6 separate regions of the Homo sapiens genome follow, and all the other regions are linked to region 1. A link is a loop called in an ENCODE intact Hi-C map of the cell type or tissue named here. Cell type or tissue: B cell. All regions are shown on one strand. Each heading gives the region's core, and the rest is flanking DNA. Links, peaks and the distances in the headings are about the cores only.

Evidence for each region. A loop is a pair of places that touch in the nucleus more often than their neighbours do. Peaks named below come from ENCODE experiments on the same cell type or tissue, not always from the same donor. Only the 100,000 strongest peaks of a DNase experiment are listed, where the experiment ranks them.
Region 2: a loop joins it to region 1, with 19 times the contacts of the local background. A loop is called at or near these places in 109 of 110 quality-filtered maps.
Region 3: a loop joins it to region 1, with 15 times the contacts of the local background. A loop is called at or near these places in 4 of 110 quality-filtered maps.
Region 4: it touches region 1 in a loop (20-fold over the local background); 3 of 110 quality-filtered maps call a loop at or near these places.
Region 5: a loop joins it to region 1, with 33 times the contacts of the local background. A loop is called at or near these places in 30 of 110 quality-filtered maps.
Region 6: a loop joins it to region 1, with 2.9 times the contacts of the local background. A loop is called at or near these places in 4 of 110 quality-filtered maps.

Annotation. Positions count from the first base shown.
Region 1 is chr5:112,755,389-112,759,388 of GRCh38, forward strand. All of the region lies in intron 2 of APC (APC regulator of Wnt signaling pathway), which reads left to right. Among named protein-coding and RNA genes, the nearest start is that of APC, 20 kb to the left of the region's middle. In B cell, for the core only: CTCF peaks have their summits at 2,423 (motif pointing left) and 2,623; a DNase peak (open chromatin) is centred at 2,393; H3K27ac peaks cover 1,769 bases.
Region 2 is chr5:112,549,055-112,554,173 of GRCh38, forward strand. No RefSeq gene overlaps it. Among named protein-coding and RNA genes, the nearest start is that of LINC02200, 77 kb to the right of the region's middle. In B cell, for the core only: CTCF peaks have their summits at 2,569 (motif pointing right) and 2,770; a DNase peak (open chromatin) is centred at 2,577; H3K27ac peaks cover 290 bases.
Region 3 is chr5:112,602,805-112,607,923 of GRCh38, forward strand. No RefSeq gene overlaps it. Among named protein-coding and RNA genes, the nearest start is that of LINC02200, 23 kb to the right of the region's middle. RefSeq lists a silencer at 2,345-2,474. In B cell, for the core only: a CTCF peak has its summit at 2,408; a DNase peak (open chromatin) is centred at 2,437.
Region 4 is chr5:112,489,644-112,494,762 of GRCh38, forward strand. No RefSeq gene overlaps it. Among named protein-coding and RNA genes, the nearest start is that of EPB41L4A-DT, 73 kb to the left of the region's middle. In B cell, for the core only: CTCF peaks have their summits at 1,851 and 2,821 (motif pointing left); a DNase peak (open chromatin) is centred at 2,878.
Region 5 is chr5:112,172,225-112,177,343 of GRCh38, forward strand. All of the region lies in intron 18 of EPB41L4A (erythrocyte membrane protein band 4.1 like 4A), which reads right to left. Among named protein-coding and RNA genes, the nearest start is that of SNORA13, 13 kb to the left of the region's middle. In B cell, for the core only: CTCF peaks have their summits at 2,992 (motif pointing right) and 3,193; a DNase peak (open chromatin) is centred at 2,927.
Region 6 is chr5:112,845,906-112,851,024 of GRCh38, forward strand. APC (APC regulator of Wnt signaling pathway) reads left to right here. Exons shown (of 16, transcript NM_000038.6): 16 at 1-334. Among named protein-coding and RNA genes, the nearest start is that of SRP19, 13 kb to the right of the region's middle. In B cell, for the core only: CTCF peaks have their summits at 2,525 (motif pointing left) and 2,725; a DNase peak (open chromatin) is centred at 2,536.

The sequences.
Region 1 (4,000 bases), core at 1-4,000:
CCAACTCCCTCAGATCTTGCCACCCCTTAAGTGCTGCAGTGATAGGTGATCAAGAAAATCAGGATACCCTACTGGGAAGAGCCATGAACTGAAAGTCAGTACCTGGTTCTATCCCTGGCTTTCCCACAAACTGAGCTATATGACCTCTGTATATTCTTCAGAACTTAAGTTGTCTTATTTGGCAAGTACAGGCATCACACTAGTCTAGATGATTTCCATGGCACCTTCAAGCCCTAAAATTGGCTTGCCAAATAGTACTGAAAAGTTCTGATCACCTCCAAGACAGGTTAGAAAATCGTCTATAGTGGGGAAAATGTTCTGGTTTCAAAATAATTGAGGTTAAAACTTTAGCCATTTTAATTCCCACTTAGGCAGATTCTCTTCTGACTGAATTTAATAACTTCATAGAATTGGACATTATCAACAAAAATATTACTTCCACCGGGTGTGATGGCTCAGGCCTGTAATCCCAGCTCTTAGTGAGGCAGAGGCAGGAGGATAGCTTGAGCCAAGGAGCTCGAGACCTGCCTGGGCAATATAGCAAGACCCCATTCTCAAAAAAAAAAAAAAATTACTTCCTTTATAAAAAAAAAAATCTTCCTGCTTTGTGTTGTTTCTCCCTCTTGGCTATTTTAACATTTGAGTTCCTGGTCCAGTTCTTCCTGTCTGTTCACTACTCTTATTCCTTACTAATTTCCTATTCTATCCTAGTTTTTTTCCTATGCATTTCAAGGTTTCCCTTATTCTCCAGACTTTTGTGTGTCACTGAGGTAACTGTTTCTGCTTCTCTTTTACCCTTTATATTCAGTATCATCACAGCTCAACCTTTGCTCATGTGTCCTATTCTCTTTTTCCATCCCTCTATCAATCTTTTCTACTCTAATTAGCCTCTTCTGTGGTAAAACTGTCCCCAGCAATGACAGACATCCAATATACCTACTTCAAATCCCTTGGGAAATAAGGTAGACTATAAACAAACATTTTATTCTTTCCACAAACTATGGGTGACCTAAAAAGACTTGCATTAGTTGCCTAACAGGTTAAAAAAGAGTAGTTTGGTATTTTAACATTGATCAACACATTACATTTCAAATCATTATACTTGGCATGTGTTTTTAAAAGTTTTAAAATACAGAATTAAAATATTCTTTCATCTACTTTAGTATGGTATATTTCGCAGAGAACTCCTCCTGGCAGGCCTGTTTAGATAGTACATGTCTGTTTTGTAGTGTAGAACTCTGAGATCTCTTTTTTAAAGTTTGTTTAATTCCTTAAGCAATTCAAAACTCATATTTGAGAGACAATGTAACTTACCCTTAGATCCATCTCCACACTGAAGTGGAATGTCTCTCAGAGTGACAATAGAAGTCACACCCTCAAATTTCTACAGTGGAATATCTAGTTGATCATTTATATGTGTGGTATAATACAAGTTGAGTATCCCTTACCCAAAATTGCTTCAGGCCAGAAGTGTTTTGGATTTTATATTTTTTCAGATTTTTAAATACTTGTATTATACTTCTTGAGCATTCCTAATTCGAAAATCCAAAATCTGAAATGCTCCATTGAGCATTTCGTTTGAGTGTCATGTTGGTGCTCAGAAAGCTCAAGACTTTGGAGCATTTCAGACTTCAAATTTTCGGATTTAGAATGCTCAACCTATATACATCAGGAATAGTGGCACTTCAGATATACCTGAAACCAACCATAAATTTTATTTTACTCAGCATGTGCTTCAACAGACATCTTGTGAATCCATTAACATATTTCCTTAGAATTGGACATGTGGTACCATAACAATTACAGCCCTGTAATGAAATTATATCTCTTTTTAAGGTTTTATGCTGTGAAAGAGCATAAACCATGAGCTATTTATTTTGTCTTAGAATATTGTTTTGTGTAGACACTTTTGAAACCATTGGCACTTCCTACTGTGGATTAAAATTAATCCACACAATGGTTATTTCTCCCAAAATCACTTGCTAGACTTTGTAATACCTTATATAAACTCGAATCACGTTTCCTGTTCATTAATCTCTTTACCCCCAAAAAAGGCAAAAGGAGGCTGGGCACCGTGGCTCATACCTATAATCCTAGCACTTTCGGAGGCCAAGCAGAAAGATTGTTTGAGCTCAGGAATTTGAGACCAGCCTGGGCAACATGGCAAGACTCTGTTTCTGCAAAAAAATACAAAAATTAGCCAGGTGTGGCGTATATCTGTGGTCCCAGCTACTTGGAAGGCTGAGGTGGGAAGATTGTACTCCAGCCTGGGCAAAAGAGCCAGACCTGGTCTGTCTGAAAAACAAAAACAAAAACAAAACAAAAAACAGCAAAAAGTAGGTCTCCTCCAACCGGATTACTTAAAGTCTAAAATTTATGTAGTAGTACCATCTAGTGGCAAAAGAGGACACTGCTTTGCTATTTGATTATATGTGTCTTTGTAGCAGCCAGGGAAATAAGTGTTTATGGGTTAGGGAAATGTGAACACTGTATATTAAGGAAATATTTATTTTTAAGTATAATGATATTATTGTGTTTGTGTTTAGAAAGAATCCTTGTTTAAATATACATATTGAAATATTTACAAAGAAGTTGTATGATGCCTGAGCTTTATTTTAAAAATAAGTCTGAGGCAGAGGGGTGGAAATAGAGGAAGTGGATATGGGTGTAGATGAGATAAAACTGACCATGAATTGATAATTATTGATGTGGGATATGAAGGTACATGGGGCTTTGTTATAATTTTCTGCATACTTAGGTATATGTTTGAAATTTTTTGTAATGAAAATAAAATAGAGATTACATGGAATTTAGATGATATGAAATCAGATAAATGCAGAATTATAGCTAATCTTAAAAAAAGTTGTGTAGTGTATTTTTTACTCCATGGCTAGAGCCCTCCCCCCAACTTGTTTTTTTTGTTTGTTTGTTTTTTGTTTTTTGTTTTTTGTTTTGAGACGAAGTCTCACACTGTCGCCTGGGCTCTGGTGTGCAGTGGGGCAATCTCGGCTTGCTGCAGCCTCCGCCTCCCGGGTTCAAGCGGTTCTCCTGCCTCAGCTTCCCAAGTAGCTGGGACTACGGGTGTGCACCACCACGCCCGGCTAATTTTTATATTTTTAGTACAGACGGGGTTTCACTATGTTGGCTAGGCTGGTCTCGAACTCCTGACCTCGTGATCCACCGCCTCGGCCTCCCAAAGTGCTGGGATTACAGGCATGAGCCACCACGCCTGGCCCCCTCCCCACAACTTTTTTTTAGATGGAGTTTCGTTCTTGTCGCCCAGGCTGGAGTGCAGTGGCACAATTTTGGCTCACTGCAGCCTCCACCTCCTGGGCTCCCAGAGTAGCTGGGATTACAGGTCCCTACCGCCACGCCCGGCTAATTTTTGTATTTTAGTAGAGACGGAGTTTTGCCATGTTTGCCAGGCTGGTCTCAAACTCCTGACCTCAGGTGATCCACCCGCCTCGGCCTCTCAAAGTACTGGAATTACAGGCATGAGTCACCGCACCCAGCCTACCTAGAGCTCTTTAATTGACTTTAAAATACTGAGTATAGCAACAAGGTAAATATGGCATTTTAGAGATAAAAAGCTGAAAGATGGCATGGTGTAGGAAGAATTATCTATAGGCAAGTTATTGAAGCATTTACATCTTTGTTGTAGTTTGACAAAATTTAATATTTATAAATTGGTCTATAAACTGTAAAACAATATACATGTAAAGTATATCTTTTCAGAAAGTAAGGAAAAACCGAGATCAACATTTCAGAATGTATTTTGAAGATGTAATTATCAAGTGTACTTATATCTGGTAATGAAAAGCATCTTTAATTATGATATACTGAAATAAATAAAAGTGGGTCAAGTAGCAGCCTCCCTGAAATGACAAAGTTGCTCATAGATAAATATCACTGGTATAACCACAGCAGATTTCATTTCTAATGAATAATTTTCTTTCTTTCTTTCTTTCTTTTTTTTTTTTTTTTTTTTGAGACCGAGTCT
Region 2 (5,119 bases), core at 655-4,654, 210 kb before region 1:
GACAACCACTGAGGTCTCAGACACTTAGGAATTCATTCCAACATTTATTCAGGAATTGATATTTGCATTACCCCTAAATACTGGGGCATGATAAACTAGCATCATCACTCCCCTTAGAACCAGCATCATCATACCCCCTAGAGACCCCAGCACCAACCAGTTAGCACCTCTCCTTGAAGGTCACGGTCCTACCTATTCCCTACCAGGGGCCACCTTCAAAATCCTGAGGCAATAGTACAATGCAATGACCCTCAACCCGGTCTCAGAGGTTTCAGTTTCAGCTCTGCGGGGCACCACCTCCTTCAAGCTTCTAAACTTTAACAACTCCAAACTCTTTCATGTATTCACCCAGTTCTAGAGCAGTAACTGCTTCTACGATTTCTGCCTTCTCAGTGTTTCCTTTCTGCCTTTTCATTTCTTGAGTACTTGATTAAAAAATCTTTACATGAAATCTCCCTGTTCAAATAATCAGTGTGATTTCTGTCTCTTGACTGTACAGTTGATCTTCCATAAACCCTATGAGATTATATCCATTTTTCAGATGAGAAAACAGACACATAGAACAGATGAGTAACTGGACCAAGGCCACACAACCAGTACAACACAGGAATAGGACTTAAACCCGGGTATTTCTCATTCCAAAGCCCTTGTTCTTTTAAACACTGCACAGTTCTGCAAGATGAAGGCAGATCTTTTACATTGTTCTCTGACCTCTTCTAGCAATGATACTGGTATTCAAATTAGACTGGGTGGAAACAAGGTAGGTCATGTAAATGCAAGAGCGAGTGCACCTGCAGCTTTAAGAGAATATATGACACAGGGTCCAAGTGAATTATCTTCCAAAACACTCAAGTAGCCTGCAGACATGATTGGAGATACTGTAGTAATCTCCAAGAAAACATGAGGAGCTTCTGGAACACTGAGATAGTTAAATATTTTTGCCTTTAGAAAATAGATATAGAGATATTTAGTCTTGACATTAAACCCCAGGAAAAACCTAGGATGACCCTGTGTGTACTTTTAACAAAAACTGCCTGTTCTCTGGTTGGACACATGGGATACATTCTGGAGGGACATCAAGAAGTGCTGCTGCCACCTCCAGCCAAGGGCTGGGCATGGGACTCAAGCCAATCGGATACTCTCTCCTTAAAATGTGATTCTTGATCAGAGAAACAAAAGACTAAAACTATTGTTGCTGAAACAGTAGCAGTACCATGAAAATACTGTTCATTAGTTTCAATTGCACATATTCACCTGAAAGTTACAAGGAGAAGACTATAACTTCTTTATGTTCAGGGACTTCATGTTCAGAGTTCATATTGTTAACCACTAGATCCAAAGTGCCCAGCACAGTACCTGGCATAGAGTAGGTGCTAAATAAATATCAGCTGTGTGAATAAATAAAAATAATAAAGAATTTCCAACAATTTAACAATGCAATTGTTATATCATGAAGTAGTGAGTTCCTTGTCACTGAAGAGATTAAAATAGAGCCCATCTCTCAGCATGACAAAAAAAAATTCCTGCATTGAGTAGGTGGTCTCCAAAAAGCATTCTACTTCTGGCTTTGTAATTCCACAACTATTTCTTATTTACTCTTAAAAAACATATTTTAAAGTAAAAATAGAACACCATATTCACACAATATACAGAACACAAACTAGGTGGTCGGGACAAGAGATATATGACATTTTTTCAAAAGTAGGGTAGCATTTCTTCACATGCTCACAAAAAAGGCCAGCAAAAGCTGTTGCAGGAGATGTAAACCATCACTGGACTTGTTTGCAGTGACCTACACTTGATCTATTTCTAGTCTCAAGGAAAGCGAAATAAGAAAATGGATAGTTTGGTTGCCATGGTTATTCCCAGCCACCAGCTCACCTCACCACCCATTTTCCATCATTTCTAATAACCTAGTTTCCCAGAGTGATACTGTAGGAGCCAATAACCCAGGCTCTTTATTAAATGGTTTCCCCTGGTGCCACCCTCATCCAGCCACTTTTTACAGCTTTCCTTTGTCTCACCAGTCTTCAGCATGGCTCAGGAATGAAAAATACTCACCTAAAACTACCAAGATTTTTCAGTGCAGGGAAATCTTGTGCTTGGTTGCATCCACTTAAGATTCTGAATGGTTTATGTCTTCCTGAACTTTAAGGATAAATTCCTCTGTGGCCAAGGGGAAAACAGTTGAGATGGTGGGTTGCTATTTTCTTTAACATTGATTTTACTTACTTTATAATCAGCCTACTTTGCCTGGGAAAGGAAGGTGACATTTAAGAAAACAGTCTGGAGAATGTGCTATCTGGTGAAACTCAGCTAGACAGCTCTCTTGGTTGTTTCAGATTTCTTTAGTAGCTAACAAAGACAGTAGCTCAACTTTTGGCAGAAGCCCATGAGAATGGAAAGTATCCATTTGGAGTCTCTTAGGAGATACTTTGTGGGAAATTGTGCTTCCTTGGTAAATTCTGGTCTATATTACAGCAGGCTGTGGAAGTGTGGCTTTCTATACACACAGTTTTTTAAAAGGTATTGCTGGTGACACAGATCTACACATCTAAACACTAGGGGGCAACCTTGCCTTTTGTGTCACCAATCAAAGCCATTTTACAGAACCATAATATTTAAGGAAATACATGGAACCATCAAATCTCAGCCTTCTTCTTCACCAGTTTTATTTTAATATTGGCATCCAGATGTTACAAACGGCCAAAGGCCATTCTTAAAAGCAGATCCAAATTAGGGGAGGATTAAATGTATATAGACTTGAGTTTTTCATAGCATTCACTGGAAGGAACATCAGCAGCCTCACAACTGTTAGAATTCCCTCCCGCTCTGGGTGTGGACATTCATTGATTAAACGTTTATTTCAGGCAGCGGGGATTCTCTGGTGAACAAGAGACAAGGTCCTTGCTTTTGTGGAGCTTGCACTGAAGTAGAGGAGACAGATACTAACCAAGTAAACGAAAATAATTTTAGGTAATAATTTCAATGAAAAATAACACCGTAATGGAATAGAAATAGGGCATGAGGGGAAGAGAACAGTGCCAGGAAAGGCCTTAGAGAAGCTGGCATGTGACCTGAAGCCCAGATGAGAAGGAGCCAGCCAGACCAAGGGCTGGGGGAAGAGTGGTCCAGGCAGAGCGAAGAGCAAGTGCAGCAGCCCTGGGTAAGGACAAGCTTTGGGTGTTTCAGAATAGAAAGAAGCCAGTGTAGCCAGAGCATGGAGAGGGGAGGGAAAGGTGGGATAAAATGAGGCTGGAAGACCATCCGGGTTCAGACCACATAAGGACTGGTTGGCCAAGGAAGGAGATGAATTGTATTCTAAGTTCGATAGAAAGCAGTGGAGGAAGAGTCCAAAGGGCGAAGGGACTCGAGTTCACCTTCGCTGTTATCGCCGAGGATGTATTCTGCTCCTGACAACACTCACATTGCTCCAACCTAGGACCTCTCAGCCCAGAACAGAGCTCAGAAGCCCAGCACACCCCAACGAAGGCATCCTTTAGAGTGTGGATCCGTGCAAGGAAAAGGCAGAGGCAGAGGCAGAGGCAACATTTTGGAAACACTGAACCCTGTGGCCAGTACCCATTTTCCTCTGAGAAAATATTTCAATCCACAAACCTCCTTTAGGCCAGAAAGGAAAAACAAAAGAGGTAGAATTTCCCACTGTGATATGCACAGATCAAATTTAGGCTCTAGGACACCTGAGTTCTGTGTGGCTCTCTTTTTTGCCTGGCACCAAACAATGAAGCTTTATGATAAACAATGATGGTGACAATTTGACAGGAGACTTGGTCTATCTCTTGCACTAACTAAGGCATTTTAGTCAGAGGGCAAACATTCTGTAGTAAATGAAGGCTGGCTCAGTTAGCCTGAAGCAAGACTTTCCTGTCCACGCAGTCATACCCAGAGTTGTTTATGAGCCGCTCTGCTTACTTAGCTTTGTGGTGGGGCACTGACTGGCATCTCAGCAGGCTGGAGTAGAAGGGAAGAGGAGGCCTTGCCACCTGACTACACAAAACAAAGGTGTAGGACTGCATTTTCCCACATAACTGCATGTGGGCACGCAAGTGCTCACAGACCGATAAGCTGCTTTTCTATGACTTTTTCCCCTTTTTGAGGTTGTTCTGGATGAATGTCATTACCTGAGAAACTGGCCCATACAAGTAACATAAGTGAAGAATGTATATGTTGCAGGGTCTGCATCCAAGAGGAGAGGATGTGCCCCATCGAAAGGGAACAGCTGCCACCCAGCTCCAGTCAACTGTTTCCATGCAGGAATGTGGGGCCAATGCTGTAAGATCTCCTGATTTGTCTACAGAAACTGGAAATCCAGATTTTTTTGTGCGATCTCCTCTTTAAATGTTTGCAAATGATTTAATAAAAAATATCGCTGAGCTGCCAAGTAAATTGTGTCTGTGGGCTTGACATGGTCTGTGGGTCTCTCATGTATGAACTCTGCTTTAGTCAATTTTCTAACATTTATGAAAATTTCAAGTGTATAGAGAAGGTGAAATAACTACAGTGCACAGCTCTAGATGCCTATCACCTAGATTCCACTTGCTTTCTCACCTATCTTTTCATTTATTTATTTTAACTGTATGGGAATTTGAAGGGGCAGGAAAGAAGGAAGGAGAGGGGAAAGTCCTGTAGAGGTGACTCTCGTATCAACTCATCTCTGAAAGTTCAATTGCATCCATTCACCTGGTTTTCTATTTGGCCTTGATGTAAAACTGGACCCCCAAAATGAGGGACTTCAAAGCCCTTTTCAGCTGGGTGCCTTGAGCAGATCCAATCTGCCTCACAAAGTGAGATTCCAGGGCTAAGCCCCTTGATGCTGGAGGGTTTTGTGAATTAGGGAGAACACATCTTCTCCCATCTCCCTGGACATGGAGATGAAGTGAGAGAAGTGAGAGAAGTGAGGCCTACAAGATCTGGGCAGTGCTATGGGTTATGGATTGCCTTCCACTGACCACAGTTTAGTCAGAAAGGGCCAGATGCAAACCGTGGGATCTCGACCAGGAGGAAAAGCATGCATTTAGAGGTGTCACTCACTCTGAGTATGTGTGAGCAGGCCTCTTTGCACAAGGGATGCTCATTTTGTGTGAAAAGTTAGAGACGA
Region 3 (5,119 bases), core at 643-4,642, 150 kb before region 1:
GGTACCATGATTATTCCCATTTTACAGGTGGGGAAATGGAGAGTAATTGCTTACAGGACTGAGTCCATAAATGGTGGAACAGACCCTGAAGCCTAGGTTCTAAATCTCTACAGTACCTTATAGATCCTGTGAGTTATAGACCCCACCAGGTTTCCTTTTGGAAATGGCTGCTGGGAAGCCTGACTCAGTGAAAAGTATCTAACTGTGGTATAGTCTTACAATATTCTCATTCCTGGCTATACTGTATATCCCTACATTTGTGTTCCTTATTCTTCTTTTCAATATCCTAATTTAATCTCCTTTCCATATTTATTTATCCAGGTGAGCTGCCACACAGCCTTTGCAGAAGATGGCATTGTATGCACCTCCTCCGATCCTCATGGCCTTGCCAGCCTCTCGGATGTTGGCAGCTTCCTCTGCCTATGTCACTACTGTGATGATGGCTCTGTGCAGGTCCATGCAGACCGCAGCCTAACATCCACACTTCATGTCGTTAACTCCTCTCACTGTTTTTGCATTCAGAGGAAGTGGCAAAGGGACCCCATGATGCAACCAGGAAATGTGGGACAGTTATCCTTTAACCAATGGGCAAGAGGGATGGCAGGAAGACACCAGGTAAGTATTCTCTCTGTTTCTATGTTCAGTAGAACGTTCCAAGGCACAGGTTTTCTGAACAGACTCCCTGGAGATCAGCCATGTGGCCAAGCTATTCACTGTGTCTCTTCAAATCTTGTAAAGAAGTAGCCCACTTGGTATTTGCTTCTTACCCTTCCCTGTTTTAATTCTCCTTTCCTCACTTTCACTGCCCTGGGATTACACCTCCCAATAAAGCATTTCCTCTCAACCTTGCCGTAGACACTTGGGTTCTAGAAAACCAAATTAAGGCTGTATGGTACAAATTAATTAATCTTAAAAATAAACTGGCCAGGTTGTAACTATTATACTATTGTAGTGGGGTGGCTGTGGCAGTGCTATGACAGCGATACCAGAATTTTTAATTGTAGTTACCAACCTAGTACAATTTTAAAACTTGTGTCATTTTTGTCATTACCACAATCACCTTTCCCCCTGGATAATATAATGGGTTACTAAGAGAATGTAAAACCACAGAAGGATATCTTCCTCTGAGCAAATCCTCAGTAAATATTTGGTAGATGAATAGATAGATAGATAGATAATCTGGATAAGGGATACTGAATGGATTGATAAATTTTGTGGGTTTTTAATGAAGAAGAGTAAACTTCCTCTGTCTCTTCCATCTGGATCCCTGCTTGTTCAGACCACAATCTTAGTAACCAGCAAAGACAAAGCTCAGTGAAGGAGATAGATTGCCATGAAACTAATGTTCCATATTCTCATCTTCTCTAGTCTCCAACCTTTTGGCTCTGCACCATTACTCCTAATCCCTGCCTCAGGCTTTCATTGCTTTGTCACCCAATCATAACTGCTTAGCTAGCTTTAACTCTTGGCCCTTTATATCTATTATATGCCTGGCTCTCTGGCTTGGTCCCTTCACTGTTGCGGATATAGATTGTTTTTTACTTTCTATTAACCCCAGACCACTAGGACCCAAGCCTCCCCACCAGAGGGAAATCTGTTAGTACATGAGTTCTCCAGTTCTGCCCTTGAAACTCATGTGCAGTATTTTCCCAGGTGCATCGCCCAGCACCACAGTCCCTGGAGGAATGGGGCATTGCTGTGAATGGTGGATCAATTTCTTTTTTGCCCAACATCTGCCACTGCCCAATCAGAAGCAGCGTATTTGCTCTACTTTTGAAGTAGTACAAAGAGAGAGAAAGAATGTTGGTGGCAGATTGTCCTCAGAAGAATCTGGGAGTAGAGCAAGAAAAGTCTATTTTTTGTGCACATATTTCTTTTTATTGTAGTATGAAAATATCTTTCTACATAGATTTTTCTTATTTATTTCCCCTCTTGCATCAGTTAGGGAATAAGTTCAGCTGCAAATAGTAAAACCCCAAAGAACAGTGACTTACATAATTCACCTTAGAGGGAGTTCACTTCCCCACATTTCCTGGTTGCATCATGGGGTTCCTTTGGCACTTCATCTGAATTCAGAAATGGTGGAGGGAGGTGGAGACATGAGGTGTGTACCTCAGGCTGCAGTCTGCATGGACCTACACAGAACCATCATCACAGCAGTGACAGAGGCAGAGCAATTTTATTTTTCTCAATGAGTAATGAGAAATCTGGAGGGAGACAGTTGGCAGAAGTGAATTCATTGTTCAAGGATGTCAAGGCCAAAGTGTTTATGATTCTCATGGTCTGTCCTTCATCGTCACTGCATATTCTATCTTTACTATAGTGTCTACATTGCAGGCAGGAAAAAAACAGAAAGGGCAAAGTACAAAAGGGCACATGTCAGCTCAGTCCTTAGAGCTCCCCCCAGTGTCTTCTGATTGCATCCTGCTGGGTAGTGTAAGTCACAGGGCCGTCCCTATCTTCAAAGGAAGGGTATGTAGTTATGCATCTATGCACATGCCTAACCCCCTCCCCACCCCATCAGAAAATTAGAGTTGTACAAAAAAAAAAAAAAAAAAGGAAGTAGAGACTGATATTGATTGGACAGGCAAGGAGCAGTGTCAGTTTCTGAAACTGGGCAAGGAAACAAAGGATGCTAAGAGCATCCAAGAAAATCTGAAAGTATGGCTATGAGGAAATGTGTTTATTGCATAAACATTTATTTTTATTGTCAGGAACAGATGTCTTCCCATATAGCTTTCTTTACTGATTTCTGCTAACATAGTGATATAAAATTAGTTGATCCCAGCCAGGCATGGTGGCTCAGCACTGTAATCCCAGCAGTTTGCGGGGCCAAGGCAAGTGGATCACGAGGTCAGGAGTTTCAGACCAGCCTGACCAACATGGTAAAACCCCGTCTCTACTAAAAATACAAAAATTAGCCAGGCGTGGTGGCACGCGCCTGTAATCCCAGCTACTCAGGAGGCTGAGGCAGGAGAATCGCTTGAACCTCGGAGGTGGAGGTTGCAGTGAGCCGAGATCACGCCACTTCACTCCAGCCTGGGTGACAGAGCAAGACTCGGTCTCAAAAAAAAAAAAAAAAAAAAAAAAACCAGTTAGTTGATCCCCTGTAGCATGACCCACTGTGTGGTAACACCCATCTGGGCCCACCTGCATTGCCGCCATAGGACAAGGAGTCCTGATACATACAGGCTGATACTCATGATGTTTGCTGTGCTATGAGTAAAAATGTTTTTCTTCCCTGACCCAGGAATCTTGTGTCTTTGGCCAGCATCTGTGGCAGGCTAACTCGTCAACTTGCAAGTTGGGTAAAAATCTCAGACCCTTCACAATTCTCAACAGTTTTCCTAGATAGAATAGTTAAAGAAGGCTTTTGTTAGAAGATGAGATTCCATGTGAGACTTACAGGGTAAAAAGGAGCTGGCCATGGGAAGAGACTGGAAAAATAAAAGAAGAAATGGGATCTGCAGAGGCCCTGAGACCTTTGAAAAACTAAAAGACCAGTGTAGCTGGAGTGAGGTGAAAAAGCAGGAACAAGGCAAAGTAAATCTTGAGGGATGAACTGGCGTACAGTTATGCAGGGTTTTAGTGACAATGCAAAGAGTTTGGGATTTTATTCTCAAAGCAATGGTAAGCCACTGAAACTAATGACATGATCCCATTTCTGTTTTATAAAGATCACATTGACCATTAAGCTAGGTGTATCTTAAATGTGAAAAGAGAAGAATAGGAAAACTAATTAGGACATTCCCATAGTAATCTACTTAAGAAAGTTGGCTGGGCACCGTGGCTTATGCCTGTAGTCCCAGCACTTGGAGAGTCCAAGGTGGGTGGATCACTTGAGGTCAGGAGTCCAAGACTAGCCTGGCCAACATGGTAAAACCCCATCTCTACTAGAAGTACAAAAAAATTAGCTGGGCATGGTGGTGCATGCCTGTAGTCCCAGTTACTCTGGAGGCTGAGACACAAGAATCACTTGAACCCAGAAGGTGGAGGTTGCAGCTAGCTGAAATTGCACCACTGCACTCCAGCCTGGGCTGCAGAGTAAGATTCCATCTCAAAAAAGAAAGTGACTGTTTTCCTCATATAAAAGATCTCCCATAAATCAGTAAGAAAAAGACCAAACACCTAATGATAAAATGGACAAAGTATATAAGGGATTGATTACAGAAAAGGCTGTTAAAATGGAAAAATATGCTTAATCTCACAATAAAAGAAAAATAAAATCATACTGGGATAATAATTTTTTGCCTATCAGATTGCCAATGATTGATAAGTTTTATATATATTTCAGTGGCAACACTCTGGGAAATAGGCACCGCCCTCAGGTATTCCCAGGAGTAGTATAAGTCAATGCAACGCTGTGGAGGGTAATTGGCACTACAATCAAGATTAACATATTCATACAGTATGACTTAGCAATGCTACTTCCAATTGTTCTTAACGTTGACTGAAAAACACAAGATCTATAAATTTGGAAACGAGAGTTCTATTTCTTATAGAAGTTACAGCCTGCAGGCTGAGAAGTATAGCTTCCAGTAGGAACCAAAAGCAGGCACTTCAAAGGAGGAAAGGTGAGACAGGAATTTATGCTGAATAGGTTGGCTAACTATACATATTCAACAAATTATAGGAGAAGCTATGAATATTCACGAAGGGGTGCTACACACATGCGTAGTAAGCAAATATGCATGTTATATATGTTTTATGTTCACTTTGGAGTGGAGACTTTTCTTTTAATTGCTCTGTCACCTAGGCTGGAGTACAGTGGCGTGAGCACAGCTCGTTGCAGCCTCAACCTCCCAAGCTCAAGTGATCCTCCCACCTTAGCCTCCTGAGTAGCTGGGACCACAGGTGTGCACCAGCATACCTGGCTACTTCTTTTTTTAAATTTTTTGAAAAGACAGTCTTGCCGTGTTGCCCAGGCTGGTCTTGAACTCCTGGGCTCAAGTGACCCTCCCTCCTCAGCCTCCCAAATTGCCGGGATTATAGGTATGACCCACCACAATAGCTAAACTCAACATTTAAAAGTAATAAAATTAGGCCATATGTCAAAAGATAAAACAGAGGACACAGAGGTGCTCCATATGCAGCTTCCATGGACCAGCCAGAACCAATC
Region 4 (5,119 bases), core at 499-4,498, 270 kb before region 1:
CTAAGTATGTATATCATTTGGAGTGACAACTGTAAATGGTGGTTTATTTTTAATTTTGATTTCCGAGTATTCACTGCAGCGAGAGTGGCCTCATTATTGTTGCACAATGGTGCAAGGCCTGACTCTCTCCTAAGCCTCCTCTGAGACCACTCTGGGAAAAGGAAGTGGGCTGGAAAACAGGCTTTCTACTTGGCCATCTCTAACATCACCACAGTTGGACTGTTGGGTGCCTCATTACAGCCTCACAAGTGTGGAGGTCTAGTGAGAGTATAATGTAATGTATCCAATGTCACATATATAGTAAATAGTGAATTCTGGAATAAACTCAGGTCTCTGTGATGCCATAGACCATTTTTTTAATCACTAGACCTTACTATGTGATAAGAGAGAGAGCTCAGATTATGACCTACTAAAATCTAAGCAACTAATCAATGCCTTGGAAGATGAATAAAATGATAAAATTTATGTTAAAGGAAGATTGACCTGTTAGTGGAAGGAAGAATATACTAAATATGGGAAAATAAAATCAGTGCCTGGCTACAGTAGGCTTGATTGTTCTGTTCTTTTTTTTTTTTTAAGATGGAGTTTTGCTCTTGTTGCTTAGGCTGGAGTGCAGTGGTGCGATCTCAGCTCACTGCAACCTCTGCCTCCTGGGTTCAAGTGATTCTCCTGCCTCAGTCTCCCAAGTAGCTGGGACTACAGGCACCCGCCACCACATCCAGCTGATTTTTTATATTTTTAGTAGAGATGGGGTTTCACCACATTGGCCAGGCTGGTCTCAAACTCCTGACCTCAGATGATCCACCCCCCTCGGCCCCCACAAAGTGCTGGGATTACAGGCGTGAGCCCCTGCACCAGGCTGATTGTTCATTTTTATGTTCAGTTCATTCATTCAACCAATGTTTATTGCATGCTATGTTAGTCAGGGTTCTACTAGAGAAACAGAACCAGTCGGATATATATGTATACATACATACATACAACCCACTGGCCATGTTGATATTGAATCTTGGTTCCTGGGTATCTGAGCTTGATGGGGTTTGCCTTCCCAAGAAGATCATGAGTAGAAGGCCAGAGTGTGAGTCTAAGACAAAGCTGTGGTCAGGTCCTTGTCAAGGACCACATGAGGGAAACTGCCCTGTGTTGAATAGTGTCTCCTGTAACTTCATGTCCACCAAGAACCTCTAATTGTGATCTTTAGTTGGAAATAAGGTCTTTGCAGATGTAATAAAGATAATGTCATACTGGATTAGACTGGGCCCTAAATCTAATGATTAGTATCCTTATAAGAAGAGGGAAATTTGCACATACATAGAGACACAGAGGGAGGAAGGCCATGTGAAGACAGCAGATATTCCAAGGATGCGTTTAACAGCCAATGAATGCCAAAGACTGCTGGAAACCACATGAGGATAGAAGTAGCAAGGAAGAATTCTTCCCAAGAGCCTTTAAAGGGAGTGTGGCCCTACTGACACCCGGGTTTTGGACTTCTGGCCTCCAGAACTGTGAGATAATAAATTTCTATTGTTTTAAGCTACCCAGTTGGTGGTAATTTGTTACAGCAGCCCTAGGAAACTAACACAGAAACCAAGTCAGTGAGCATTGTAAAGATGGGAGAAGATCAAAAATGGAGACAAAACTAAGAAGTGGGAATGAGGTGGAAATGCCCAGAGCAGGTTAAGGTAGAATTGAGGAATATTCTTGGTGGAGAAATAAAATGACAGTGTCTGTGCCTTGTATTATTGGCCTGGCATGTGGCGTGACAGAATGGTTTAAGGCCACAGGGCTGGAGTCATCACGGGCATAAGCGTTTTTGAAGACCTATGTTTTGTGGCCACTAGGGGAGCAATCGGGAAAAATGTAAGTAAGGACAGAAAGATGACAATTCTTAGGACTGATTTAAAATGCAAAAAGGAAGAGGAGTCATCAAAGGAGACAGAGAAAGAATGGTGAGAGAGATGGGTAAATCGTATAGTAATAATTACCAACAGGAAAGAAGGATGAGGGCTCCCCTTAACTAGACCACAGCATCCTGAGTTTAAGGTCTTTATATTTTCAGTGCCCATGAGAGTGCTTGGTCCACAATAAATACTTAATAAATGTTTTTCAAATTAATAAAGAGCCATTTTCTAATACAAGAGATACTGGTGAGAATGAAGATAGAAAAGGGGGTCTCTGACTTAAGCAAATAGGAGATCCTGAAATTCTAATAATAAACTCCTATAATGGACTGATTCTTGAACTCAGAGCATATTAGAAGTGAGAGAAACCTAAAAAAGTATGTAGTATACCTCCACTTTATATACGAGGAAACTGGGATCTAGAGATACTGCTTTTGTGACCTGGGCTGTTTGAACTGAAGGTATCTTACATTACTAAGACAGGTGACTTTGTGTGTTACAGCTGACAACAATCCCCCTTGAATTATCAGGTTTCTAATTAATTGTTTTCAAGCCTTAAAGGTCAGTATCATTCAAGCTTAGTTGTTAAAAATAAAACTAATAATTGTTGGACTACAGTGGTAAAATAGGAAAGCTCTGATTAGAAAAAGGAAGAAAAGTGATAAAGAATACATTTCATAATAATTTGGGGTCACCATCTATAACCCAAACTCCCTTTGAAGGACGGATAGGTTTGCATAGAGAGAATTTAATGTAACACTTAGAGTTTGAGGACAAGGACAGCAGGTCTGGTACTGCTCTTGAGTTTCCAATCAGAAAATGATCACTGTAACGGTACGTCAATTTAATAACCATTAGATTTACTCCAAATTAGATATTTTCATGACTCATATCTGACATCCTTGCTGAGAGTTTGGCAGCAAACGACTGTGGCAGAGCCCCCAAGTGGACGATGAAAGAGCAGCATCTGTAGCAGCAGTGAGAGGGCGCAAACCCCCAAGTCTACCAGAGGAGAGAGCTCCGGGCTGAGGAAACCCTGCCAACATGGTGGAGCTTCCAGAGCCCAATACCAGAGCCTGTTTATTACACAGCTAAGAAAGAATAAAAGCGATCCTTTGAAATGTTGGTCATCCCTCAAGGTATGTTTTTTAATCTCCTAAGACTCTGACTGATCTCTCTACTATGGTTTTTTGCTTTTTTAACATCCAAGAGGATAAGATATTCTGCCCCAATACAAACCTGAGGGATCTGACACATCAGACATCTGGCAGAGATTCTGCTTAGAAAGTAGCTCTAGATTGAAGGCTATTATCCCAACGTCACTTCAGTCAAGGTGTCCTGATTTGCTTTGAATTTAATTTCCTTTGATTGGAATTTTTGAAAAAAAGAACAAGAATAAAAAGTAATAGGCTTGTGGAAGTGGAAGGCATGCCAGGTTTCTGCATCTGGTAGCTCAAACAAGGTGAGACTTTGAGGCCTTGGGAAGGAAAAGAAGGCGGGGAAGTTGCTAAGACAACTGATTAAATGACAACCTGATGAAGCAGAAAATTCTCTAAATCCAAGGTGAAGAATTGCCTCAGGAAGCACCAAAATTTCCATCAGACACACATTGCAAAAACAAAGGTCACATCCTATCCAATTTTTAATTTTTTGTTTTTGATGTGTGAAGCATGCAAATTAGAAGAAAATGCAGGCAATTATCAAGATCACTTATACAATACCAATCCTGTGCCAATACATCATTGCTCTTGCTTTATGCTTTTGTGGATTCCTCAAGATTATAACCAGCTTAAATCCCATTTACTACTTGTGCTCAAAAATAACATTCATGTACTGAAAAGTAACTTCTTACTGAGATATGTTAGAGAGGAAAAATTAAAACTATGGTTATTTTTACTGAAAGTTACGAATAACTATCTTAATGATTCAATGGAAAAGATGGAAACAAGAAATCTGACTGATTTAACAAAATTTGCTCTCTCCTACCTAAAGTAAAAAGCAGAATGAGACACATTCAACTTAGTCGGACCCCTGACAGAAACTGAATACATTTTACTGACCCAGAGGCAGCTGCCACATTCATCACAGCCTGATTCTTTAATATAATAGAAGGTGATTTATGGTTACCAGTTAGAAATATTGCATGAAATAATGGAATAGTAAGGCTATTCAGAGGAAATTAAAATTGACCGATAGATTTACAATAGCTACCAGGCTTAACTTTTAATATATACATATAAGGAGACCACTAATGTTTGTCATTTAAATGGGAAACTAAATTATATTTAATGTGGTATATTTTCCAGTACCTTGCTTGATTTACCTTAACCCATACAATCACAGCATTTGTCATGTATTTTACAGAAAGTATTAATTCATTTTTTGTTGTTGTTGAGAAAAGATGTAAATGTACAACAGCCTAGAGCTGAAGAGGCTAATCAGTTTTACAGATCAAAAGAATACCTTGTAAAGCTAAATAGCATGTACATCCATAGTTGAATTGTATCAGATTCTACAGCACAAGAGACAGAATGTTACTGGGCTACTTGGGTACTTCATTTGAGCTTTAGGCAAATCACTTCCACTATGGTTCTTCATAAGAAAGAGAAATCAAGCTGAGACAAAGAGGAATGCATGTCTCAAGAACATGCCTCTGGCCTTTAATCCATTAAATTATCCCATAGTTTTTCTTTGCTCTTTTAAGTAGATGCTTCTAGGATGCATCAATATGATTTGTGGGTACTTGGAGCAATTCAGGAAATGACAAAAAGTGCCCTGATTACCTATAGATAATTTACTTGCTTCTGAAGTGAAAGAGCTTATACTCATCAAAATAAGATTTGTCAGATAAATTTAAATAAATAATGAGAGAACTGGGTTCATGACCTTCCCTGTCCCAAGTCATCTGTCTAAACAGCTTCTAGAAGGATCCTTCCCTTTCTCCTGCTCTGATATTCCCACTACTTGGACATCTGAGATTTTCAAAGCCAAAGATAGTCAACTGTTTATTTTATGTCTTCATTTTATTGTTTTCTGGGGGGAAGAGACAGGGTCTCATTCTGTTACTCAGACTGGAGTACAGTGGTGCAATCTCGGCTCGCTGCAACCTCCGCCTCGTGTATTCAAGCAATTCTCCTGACTCAGCCTCCCGAGTAGCTGGGACTATAGGCGTGAGCCACCACACCCAGCTAATTTTTGTACTTTTAGTAGAGATGGGG
Region 5 (5,119 bases), core at 517-4,516, 580 kb before region 1:
ATTAGGCTGGGCATAGTGGCTCAAGCCTGTAATCCCAGCACTTTGGGAGGCCAAGGTGGGTGGATCACTTGAGGTCAGGAGTTCAAAACCAGCCTGGCCAACATGGCAAAACCCCATCTCTACTAAAAATACAAAAAATTAGCTGGGCATGGTGGCATGTGCCTGTAATTCCAACTGCTTAGGAGGTTGAGGCATGAGAATCACTTGAACCTGGGAGGTGGAGGTTGCAGTAAGCCGAGATCACACCACTGCACTCCAGTCTGGGCAACAGAATGAGACCCTGTGCCAAAAAAAAAAAAAAAAAATTGTATGTTTCTTACAAATCATAGAAACTGCTTCCTTGGTGTCCTGTATGTATTCTGCCTTTCCTACATTTGGTTGGTCTGATTTGCTAGATAATATGTTAACCCCATTAAATGATACTGTCAGAGAAAGTGCTAATATTAAAAAGCACTAAGGTGTTATTCCATTCTGACAGAATGATGGTTCAGCTGTGACTATACCCCAGGATCTATTTCTTACAGTCAACCAAGAGTCTGAAGTATTACATAATATCCAGGTTAGGAAGCTATTCTACTGATCATTATTCTTATTTCAGGAAGGTATGATAGTGGGCATATCAGCTTCTTCTAGTTACAGCAGGGTTTCCCACCCTTGGCCCTACTGACATTTTCTATACTAATTCTGTGCTGCAGGAGGCTGTCCTGTGCATTGTAGCATGATCAGTAGCACCTGTGGCCTCTACCCAACTAGACGCCAGTAGCACCTCCCCAGTGTGACAGCCAAAAATGTCTGTAGACAATGTCCCCTTGGAAGCAAAACTGCCCCCAGTTGGAAAACCACTGATTAAGGGTATGACCTAGGAATTAAGTGGCTATGGTTGGGTGGTGGAAGCCAAGTTTTTGTAAAGATCCATTATGTGAGTACTAGAATAGTGCTGGAGAGAGTGACAGTACAGCAGAACCTAAATCTTAAAAGAATGGGAAAATGACCGAGGGTGCAGTTGATGACAACTACCGGAAGTGGTGAGTGGTATCATGTGAGGGCATGCAATTCAAAGCTGAATGCTTTCAGGGTGGACACGGGGAGAATGAGGAAAGTTATGAGTGGCCAGGAGGACATACACCCCATGATATCAGGCCTAGTGGTGAGAGATAGTGACTATGAACAATACATTAAAAAAATGATAACATGATAACAGTGGATATGTCTGAGTGCTGGTATTGCAGGTAATTTTATTTTCTTGTTTATGCTTTTCTATATTTTCTGATCTTTTTAAGCCAGGAGAATTTCTTACCTTAGTTATCAGGAAAAAAAATAAGAGTGTTTTCATGTTTTTTTTTTTAAATATACTATTATTGTAATTCCAAAGGAAATGCTTTTCATTCCCATCTCAGAAGAATTAGAGAAATGTTATCTTTGTTTTTTTTTTTTTTTGAGAGAGAGTCTCGCTCTGTCACCCAGGCTGGAGTGCAGTGGCCCCATCTCGGCTCACTGCAAGCTCCGCCTCCTGGATTCAAGCGATTCTCCTGCCTCAGCCTCCCGAGTAGCTGGGATTGCAGGCATGTGCCACCCTGCCCAGCTAATTTTTGTATTTTTAGTAGAGACGGGGTTTCACCATGTTGGCCAGGATGGTCTCCATCTCTTGACCTCATAATCTGCCCACCTCAGCCTCCCAAAATGCTGGGATTGCAGGCGTGAGCCACTGTGCCTAGCCTGAGAAATGTTATCTTAATCTGAACGAGATCATCAGACCTTCTAGCCATTAACATTGGTCCTAAAAGATTGAAGAGTTTAGTCTTTATTTTTACATTCTATAGCACCATAAAAGTCCTATTTTTAACTAAACTAAGTTCTGACGTGGCCAATAGTTTCAAACAGTTTTAAGGCGAGGAAAAGTTCCAAAGCTTAAAAAATGCTAATTTCCTCTGATTGCTAGACCACCTGTGATTTCACAAATGTCAACACAAGCTGCATGTTAATGAGGAATGTATTATTTTTATGCTTACATCTGCACACACATTTAATCAATAATTTAGGATGAATTCATGATCTGCAGCTCAGTGTTATCTTGTGGATTTAGAAAGCTGTGGAATTCCAGCAGTCATTTTTCTTAATTTGAGGCACTTAATTATGCAGATGTTTTACTTAAACTCTCCAAATAAATTCCTAAGGAAAGGAAATAGAACCCTGAGTTGTCCATAGGTACGACATATATAGAAAATAAACATGCAGCCCAGTATTAGTCCAGTATTTTTCAAAAGCATCCCTCCTCCACATACAAATATTCCACTTTAAATTAATCAGAGAAATTAGTTTGATGACACATCATTCACAAATCACTTTCCCTTATTCCAAAACCCTGAAACAAACATATCATAAATCTACAAAGGATTTAAACTCCATCACTGCATATAATCATTTTAAATATCCCCCAAACTATTCAACTATATTATCTAAAAACATAATATGGGCAATACATTATCCAGTAATATATTTACTATATTTTGTATATTATACTAAAAAATATGGCAGTATTTTACTCTTTTTTTGTCCATCTTTATACTGATCACTCCTCTGAAAGGAAATTTAGAGTGGAAAATATGTACATTTATAAAACATCTTTATTTAAGGAATTCAAAGCACCTAACAAATATCCCAGTCATTCTTTGTCACATTCCTGACGGGTCAAAATAAATCTAATTAGGAGATGTCTTACTCTTCTCCCTCCCCCTCCAAATCAAAGAAGCCTTAGGAAGCCACTGAGATGAACAACCTAGCTGCTGAAGATCGCTCAGGAGGCACTTCCGGGTTGGGGGTGGGGGTTCATGTTATATCTTCACCTAACACACCAGACTTATATGTTTTGTGTGTAACTGAGAACATCGCCCTGACGGCCTCATCTTCCACAGTATCAGTACTTTTCAATAAAAATAGTAAGATATTATCACCACCAGAGGGAGCCCGAACCTTCTCTTGCACCCAGGTTTGACCCTACCAAAACCATTGTTTACGCTTTAATACCTCTTCCAAATATCCCACTGAGTAAAGGTTCACCCATGTAGAAAAGCAGGTTCAACAAAGCTTTTTTCCTAGTGATAAACATCAACTGTAGCTGAAAAATGTACTAAATAGAACTGTACTTCCCAATGTTTTAACAGAGATCTAATCATATTTCAGCTTAACGCTTTTTAGTAGAAAACAGTTTTGTATTTTATACTACTCTACTCTTATGTCTCTGGTATTTAATAATGAATTGATTTTCTAGCTATTTGTTGCGGATAAAATACAAAAATGAATAATGGTGTATCATAACCTTCTGACCCTTAATGGATACCTAATTTACATATACTGCAGTAGGAATTTAAGAATATGGGAGTAATGGAGAGATCAGTGGTTTACTGTACATCTGAAATGCCAAATATACATAAATATTTTTATATAGTACATATATTTTAAAATATTTTCTATATTATGTATATATTATATCTGAAGATATGTGTGTGTGTGTGTATATGTATATATATATGAAGGATAATTTTGATTGCTTTCCTTGAATACTGCCCTAGCCATGTTTCCACTTTTTCTAAGGGATGCGGTCTCACTATGTTGCCCAGGCTGGTCTTGAACTCCTGGCCTCAAGCAATCATCCCTCCTCAGCCTCCCAAGTAGCTGGGACTACACATACAAGCCACCATACCCAGCTTATATTTCCACTTTTAAAGAAAGCTGTAGTGGTTCCTAAATCCTCACACAACCAAATTCAAGTCTCTAAGGACTTTTTGTGAGTTGCCTTATCTACTCTCTTCATTTCTCACCACCTCCTCATCTCAAGGAAAAACACAAATACCTTGCAGTGTTTCTAGAGAATAACTAAGACCTGGGGGAACTTACTAATAAAGGCTGTGACACAGGCACAACCTCACTTAATGCTCAGCAAAATCCTAAGAGCGTGGTACCATCAGTGTTGTAGAGATGGAAGCTCATGGGGATCAGGTAATAAGCTGAAGATCCAGAATGCAAACAACAGCACCCAGCAGGTATTTTATTAATTGTCAATCAATCTCAGGCTTTTAACAGTCATAACTCAAATAAAGGACAGAGCTCAGTTTGTGCTATATGAAGTAATCCATCATCCTTAAGAGTTACAACATTTGTATTCAGTTGTCCACCTGACATTTCCATTAACTGCCTACTTGGCATCTCAAACCTAACAAAGAGAAATCTTGATTCTCTCCCCCCCAAAACATTCCTGGCCCATCCCTTCCCATCTCAGTAAAACACGATGCTACCCACTCAGTGCATCTGCTCAGAAACTCAATGTCATCCATAATACCGCTCACACTACAAATCTGTCAGCTGTACTTCCAAAATGTATATTCATCTACTCTCTTCATTTCACCACCACCATCTTTTCTGAGCTAAAAGCGTCTCACGTGGACCACTGCAAAGTTTTCTAATTGCTTTCCTGCTTCCTTTCTTCCTCTTTCTCAATCTGCTTTTTACCCACCAGAGCAACTTTTTTTTTTTTTTTTTTTTTTTTTTTTGAGATGGAGTTTCACTCCTGTTGCCCAGGCTGAAGTGCAATGGCGCCATCTCGGCTTACTGCAACCTCCGCCTCCCAGCTTCAAGCAATTCTCCTGACCCAGCCTCCCAAGTAGCTGGGATTACAGGCACCCACCACCACACCCAGCTAATTTTTGTATTTTTAGTAGAGACGAGGTTTCACCACGTTGGCCAGGCTTGTCTTGAACTCCTGAACTCAGGTGATCGGCCTGCCTTGGCCTCCCAAAGTGCTGGGATTACAGGCATGAGCCACCGTCCCCGGCCAGCAACTTCTAAATGAACTACTATCCACACAAATATATATATATAATTTTTTTTTCTACTTTAACTGCACTTTGGCCGTATCAGCTGAGAAATCTGACACAGGTCCTACTGGACTAAAATCAAGGTGTTGGCATGGCTGCATTCCTTTCTGCAGACTCAAGGGAAAATTCATTTTCTTGTGTTTTCCATCTTCTGGAGCTGCCCACATTTATTCGTTCAAGGCCTTTTCCTCTATTTTCAAAGCCAGCAACAGCAGGTTGAGTCCGTTTCAAACTGAAACACTCTTCCT
Region 6 (5,119 bases), core at 578-4,577, 91 kb after region 1:
ACTCAGATAGGAGTGAATACACCTACCTGGTGCCTTGAAAATCACATCAAGTAGTTAATTATCTACCCCTTACCTGTGTTTATAACTTCCAGGTAATGAGAATGATTTTTTTTAAAGCTAAAATGCCAGTAAATAAAAGTGCTATGACTTGAGCTAAGATATTTGACTCCAATGCCTGTACTGTGTCTACTGCACCACTTTGTAAACACTTCAATTTACTATCTTTGAAATGATTGACCTTTAAATTTTTGCCAAATGTTATCTGAAATTGTCTATGAATACCATCTACTTCTGTTGTTTTCCCAGGCTTCCATAAACAATGGAGATACATGCATATAGGTCATACTGGTTTCCTTTCATTTTTTGATTTTCTATTTCTAATTTTCTGAATTACTGCATGCCAGTTGTTGCAAACCACTTCAAGTACTTCTATGGAAAGAGATGGATGTTAGTCAATTAGATAAACTTGCCTTTTAATTCAAATAAGGAAGAAAATATAAATGCTGAAAATGAACATTCCACATGCCAGAAAAGTGGAATTTTTGTAGGCAACACTTGAGTGGGGGGAGACGGGCCAGTCTATACTACCCATTGAAGTAAAGACTGCTGGATGAGGCCCTCTGTTAGAGATAGTGGTTCTGAATTAGTAAAGGGGCAAATCTCAATTCTAATTATAGATGTTCACAGGGTGCTGCTATAATCGATAGCAGGCCAAATATTCCCAGTTTATGCTTGTTAACAAATGGCATACTAAGCCCAGCGTTGGGAATTAGTCAGGAGTTACGATGCCTGTTTAGAGAGGAGTGGGGGAGGGAGAGTTACCTAACGTAAGGCACTTCAAAGGAGTGCGTTGGGATCACCAGGAGTGCTTAACAAGACATAGCTGGGCCATACCCCCAGTTTGATTCAGGATGTTTGGAATGGGGCCTAAGAACTTGCATATCTAACAAGTTCAAAGGTGAGGCTAATGCTGCTGGTCTGGAGACCACACTTTTTGAGAATTACTGCCCTAAGATCACAGTGAAGCTCCTTGAGTGGTTGCCTTCAGCTCTAGCGATTCCTCCCAACAACTGGACCCTTAATCTGACAAAGTATAGCAACAGATAAAAGACTTCCCCTAGGCATAAAAGATTTCAATATTAAGCCATCCAATTTCATAATGCTCATCTCAACTCCTGACAGCAGACAAACTTAGCCAGACATGAACAAACAAGTAATTCTAAAGACAGTGATTATATTTGAAGGATCAGTTAATGTTCCCTTTGAGACTGTCATTATAAAAAGCAGTAACTTCAGCAAAGATCTAATTTGAATTTTCAATAAGATTAAAAGACTATGAAAAGGGAACTTTGAGATGAGAGAAGGTTGATTTCAGATGAAAATATCCAGTTTTTTAATATACAGTGGAAGTGATCAATAATTAGCAAATAAGATATTTGAGGACAACTTTACAGATTACCAGGGTAATGAAAAGGAAGTAATCAAAGATAAGCCCCATAAGGATCAAATAGCACTGTAAGTACAGTAAAATGTTTCTTGATTAAAATATGGATCATGTTGCCACAGGTTAATTACATGAAAGAATGAATCTCTTGCAGAGGATGGGAGCCAGTTGCACAATATCTGAATATATGTTATCCCAGGGTTTCTTGGAATCTAAGGAAAAAAGCAGAGCACCAGAAATGCAAAAAGTAAATTGCCCATAGTTAAAGGAACATCTGAGTAGTCAGATCATTAAAATTTATGAAACAATTATTTTTCACAAGTCATGGTGGCTGAAATAGAGTGTATAATTTTTTTCCTTTCAAATAAGCGTATTTTCCTCATATTACACTGACTTAAAATTTAAAAATTACTTTGTAATGTTGAAACCTATAGACTGTGGCTCCTGTAAACCCCAGGTCATTTTCCTGCCATTCTTACAACTCTGTCTAAGATCTATAAAAGTATATTCTGCTTTTTGTTAGGCCATTCATGCTTTTTTCAACCTGTACATTCTATGTATATAATATTGTTCTTGGTGCTAAATACACTTTCTTTTATCTGATATTCAGGATAATTCTTTCTCTACATTTGTGACTATCCACTTATTTTCTCGAATAATTAAAAATATTCAACATAATGTATGTTAGTGAAGGTGACCAATGAATATAAAGCAGCATTAGTGAAAAATAACTATTGAAAAAAATGCCAAACATTAACTTCCCTACCTACACCACCTTTTGGAATCCAGACCCTTAGCCTCATTCACTGGTCACTGAACTACGTACCCAGTCTTTCTCCCTGACCTTGGCTATTTGTACCAGAGTTGTATCTGACCTAGAGGAGACTCATCATCAGCTGGTCAGTGACCAGAGACTTGTATAGCACTGCTTGGAAATAAAAAAATGATCAGGCCAATCAATTTGAAATAGTAACAAAGGACATTTCTGGCCGGGTCTTGAGTGCTGGAACTGAAAGAGCACGCACACAGTTAAGGCTCAAATTACTATGACTGGCATCATGAAGCTTAAACTAAGAGGAAGCCACCTAGTGGAGAAAGAGGAAAAGGGAACAGATACTGGGAGGACACATAGTGAGAGAGAGACAAGAATCACAAGCTCAAGACCAGCCTGGGCAACAAAGCGAGACCCTGTCTCTACAAAAAAAAAAAAAAAAAAAAAAATAGGGCCTGATGGTGCATACCTGTAGTCCCAGCTACACAGAGTCTGAGGCGGAAGGATCGCTTGAGGCTGTCAGTTCAAGACTGCAGTGAGCTGTAAGCCCTCCAGCCTGGATGACAAAGCAAGACCCTGTCTCTTAAAAAAAAGAAAAAAAAAATCCTAGGGGTAACATAGTGAGACCTCGTCTCTACAAAAAATTAGCTGGGCATGGGGCTACACGCCTGTAGTCCCAGCTACTCAGGAGGCTGAGGTGAGAGGATCGTTCTCGCCACTGCACTCCAGCCTTGGTGACAAAATAAGAACCTGTCTCAAAAAAAGAGTCCCTAGCTCCTGGAGTCACTCAGTTCCTGCCATTTTTGAGACTTTGTTCTACTTTTCCCGGTTTGGGGAGCACTTGTGAACCTCTCACCCCTCTTTGGTCCTGAAGTAACTTTAACAGAAAACCATATTTAGACATACAGTAAGTTTTAAAATTTCCAAGATAAGACTATAAAAACATCATTGGGGCCGGGAGCGGTGGCTCACGCCTGTAATCCCAACTCTTCGGGAGGCCGAGGCAGGTGGATAAGGAGATCAAGAGATCAAGACCATCCTGGCCAGCATGGTGAAACCCTGTCTCTACTGAAAATAAAAAAATTAGTCGGGTGTGGTGGCGCGCGCCTGTAGTCCCACCTAGTCAGAAGGCTGAGGCAGGAGAATCACTTGAACCCGGGAGGCGGCGGAGGTTGCAGTGAGCCAAGATCTCACCACTGCACTGCAGCCTGGGTGACAGAGCGAGGGAAAAAATAAATAAATAATAAAAAAAATTAAAAAAAAACAATAGGAAGAGAAGAATAGGTTGCCTTAAAAGAAAAAAGTTGGCATCAAATATCTCTGTAATACTAAATGTCAAAGAACAAAACACCACAAAAAATGGAACACAATACATGCGGCATTTGGAGGGAATAGAAATATTACCTAAGAATTCTGAAACCAACCATACTAACATTTCATTTATCAGCCTTTGGGATTCTTGTTATAGTTAAAAACAAGACCTCTAAATGACAAGATGTTTATTTAAAGAATATGAGGTAGCCCACAGGATCTGTATGAGGACTAGAAAATCAGCCTTAGAAACTGATTTTTCTAAGTGGATATTGTTTCACAGTGGAAACAATATCCAAACCATACTGTGAGACTGCAGTAAAGACTTAGATGCTACCCCTAAATGCTGGAATCCTCTGACACCATCGCCATAAAATAAGATTACATGTGGCACTCACTTCACGCTGCTTGCTTCTGAATTGAAGTCTTGCTTGGGTGGACGTGATTGGCAGAGGATGTATTGACATGCCTGTAGCACCTGGGAAAGTTCACTTTTTTGTTTCTCCATTGAGGCTGGATTCATAAAAATGAATTTCTCAAATCTATGAGTGACACTGCAAAAGTGCTTGGGAGCCAGAAACCATGACGTATTTCTACTACAGTATTCCAGCTGCCCCAGTAATTAAGATAAATGGAAAGGTATTAAGATTGAGCAATGAAATATTTAAACTTGAATAAATGTATAAATAATGTTGTTAACCTGATAATGAATCTCAATGTGAATGTTTAAATAACTCACAGAGAAACAATGAAATGCTTAGTAATTTAAATCATCTTAAATTCAAGATTATTCAACCCAGACGGGGAAATAAGGGTTAGAAGGAAAGGAAGAGGTTAAAACACACTGTTTTGAATTTTATGTAGGCAGTGTCAATAGATACTATTTTATTTTTAACTTAGAAAAAATACAAATTCAATTTTTAAGTTTAGTGGTCATGTCAATGTTTAAAAAAAGTATACTACTTTTTCCAGTTTGGGGAACACTTGTGAACTTCTAACCCCTCTTTGTTCCTAAAGTAACTTGAAACTAACAGAAAATCTTATTTAAGTAAAATTTTCCCTCCAAATCACTAGCTGAAAGATAACAGCTAAATTAGCCACAGTGAAGCATAAAATGACGGAATAAGAGTAATAAATGTATTAAACACATAAAATAGCCACTATCAGATTGGATAAAATGAAATCTCCCAACTATATCCCACTAACAAAACAGTCTAAATGATTCAGAATGGATACAATAAAAAGTACAACCACCTTGCAGAGGCAAATGCAAAGAAAACAGTAAAGGCAAATTTATGACAGTATAGTTCTCGATAAAAGGCATCAAACATGAAACATGATGACAACATTTGGTACTATAAATAATAACTTTTCCTTTTGTTTTGCACAGACTAATTCATCTGTAAAGCACTGGCAGCCTCATTGTTACCATGGTTTTTGTTAATTTCTCTTTGCATTTGTAATTTGTTGTTGTTGCCCAAACAACAGTCTCACTCTGTTGCCCAGGCTAGAGTGCAGTGGTGGGATCTCAGCTCACTGCAACCTCTGTCTCCCAGGTTCAAGTGATTCTCCTGCCTCAGCCTCCTGAGTAG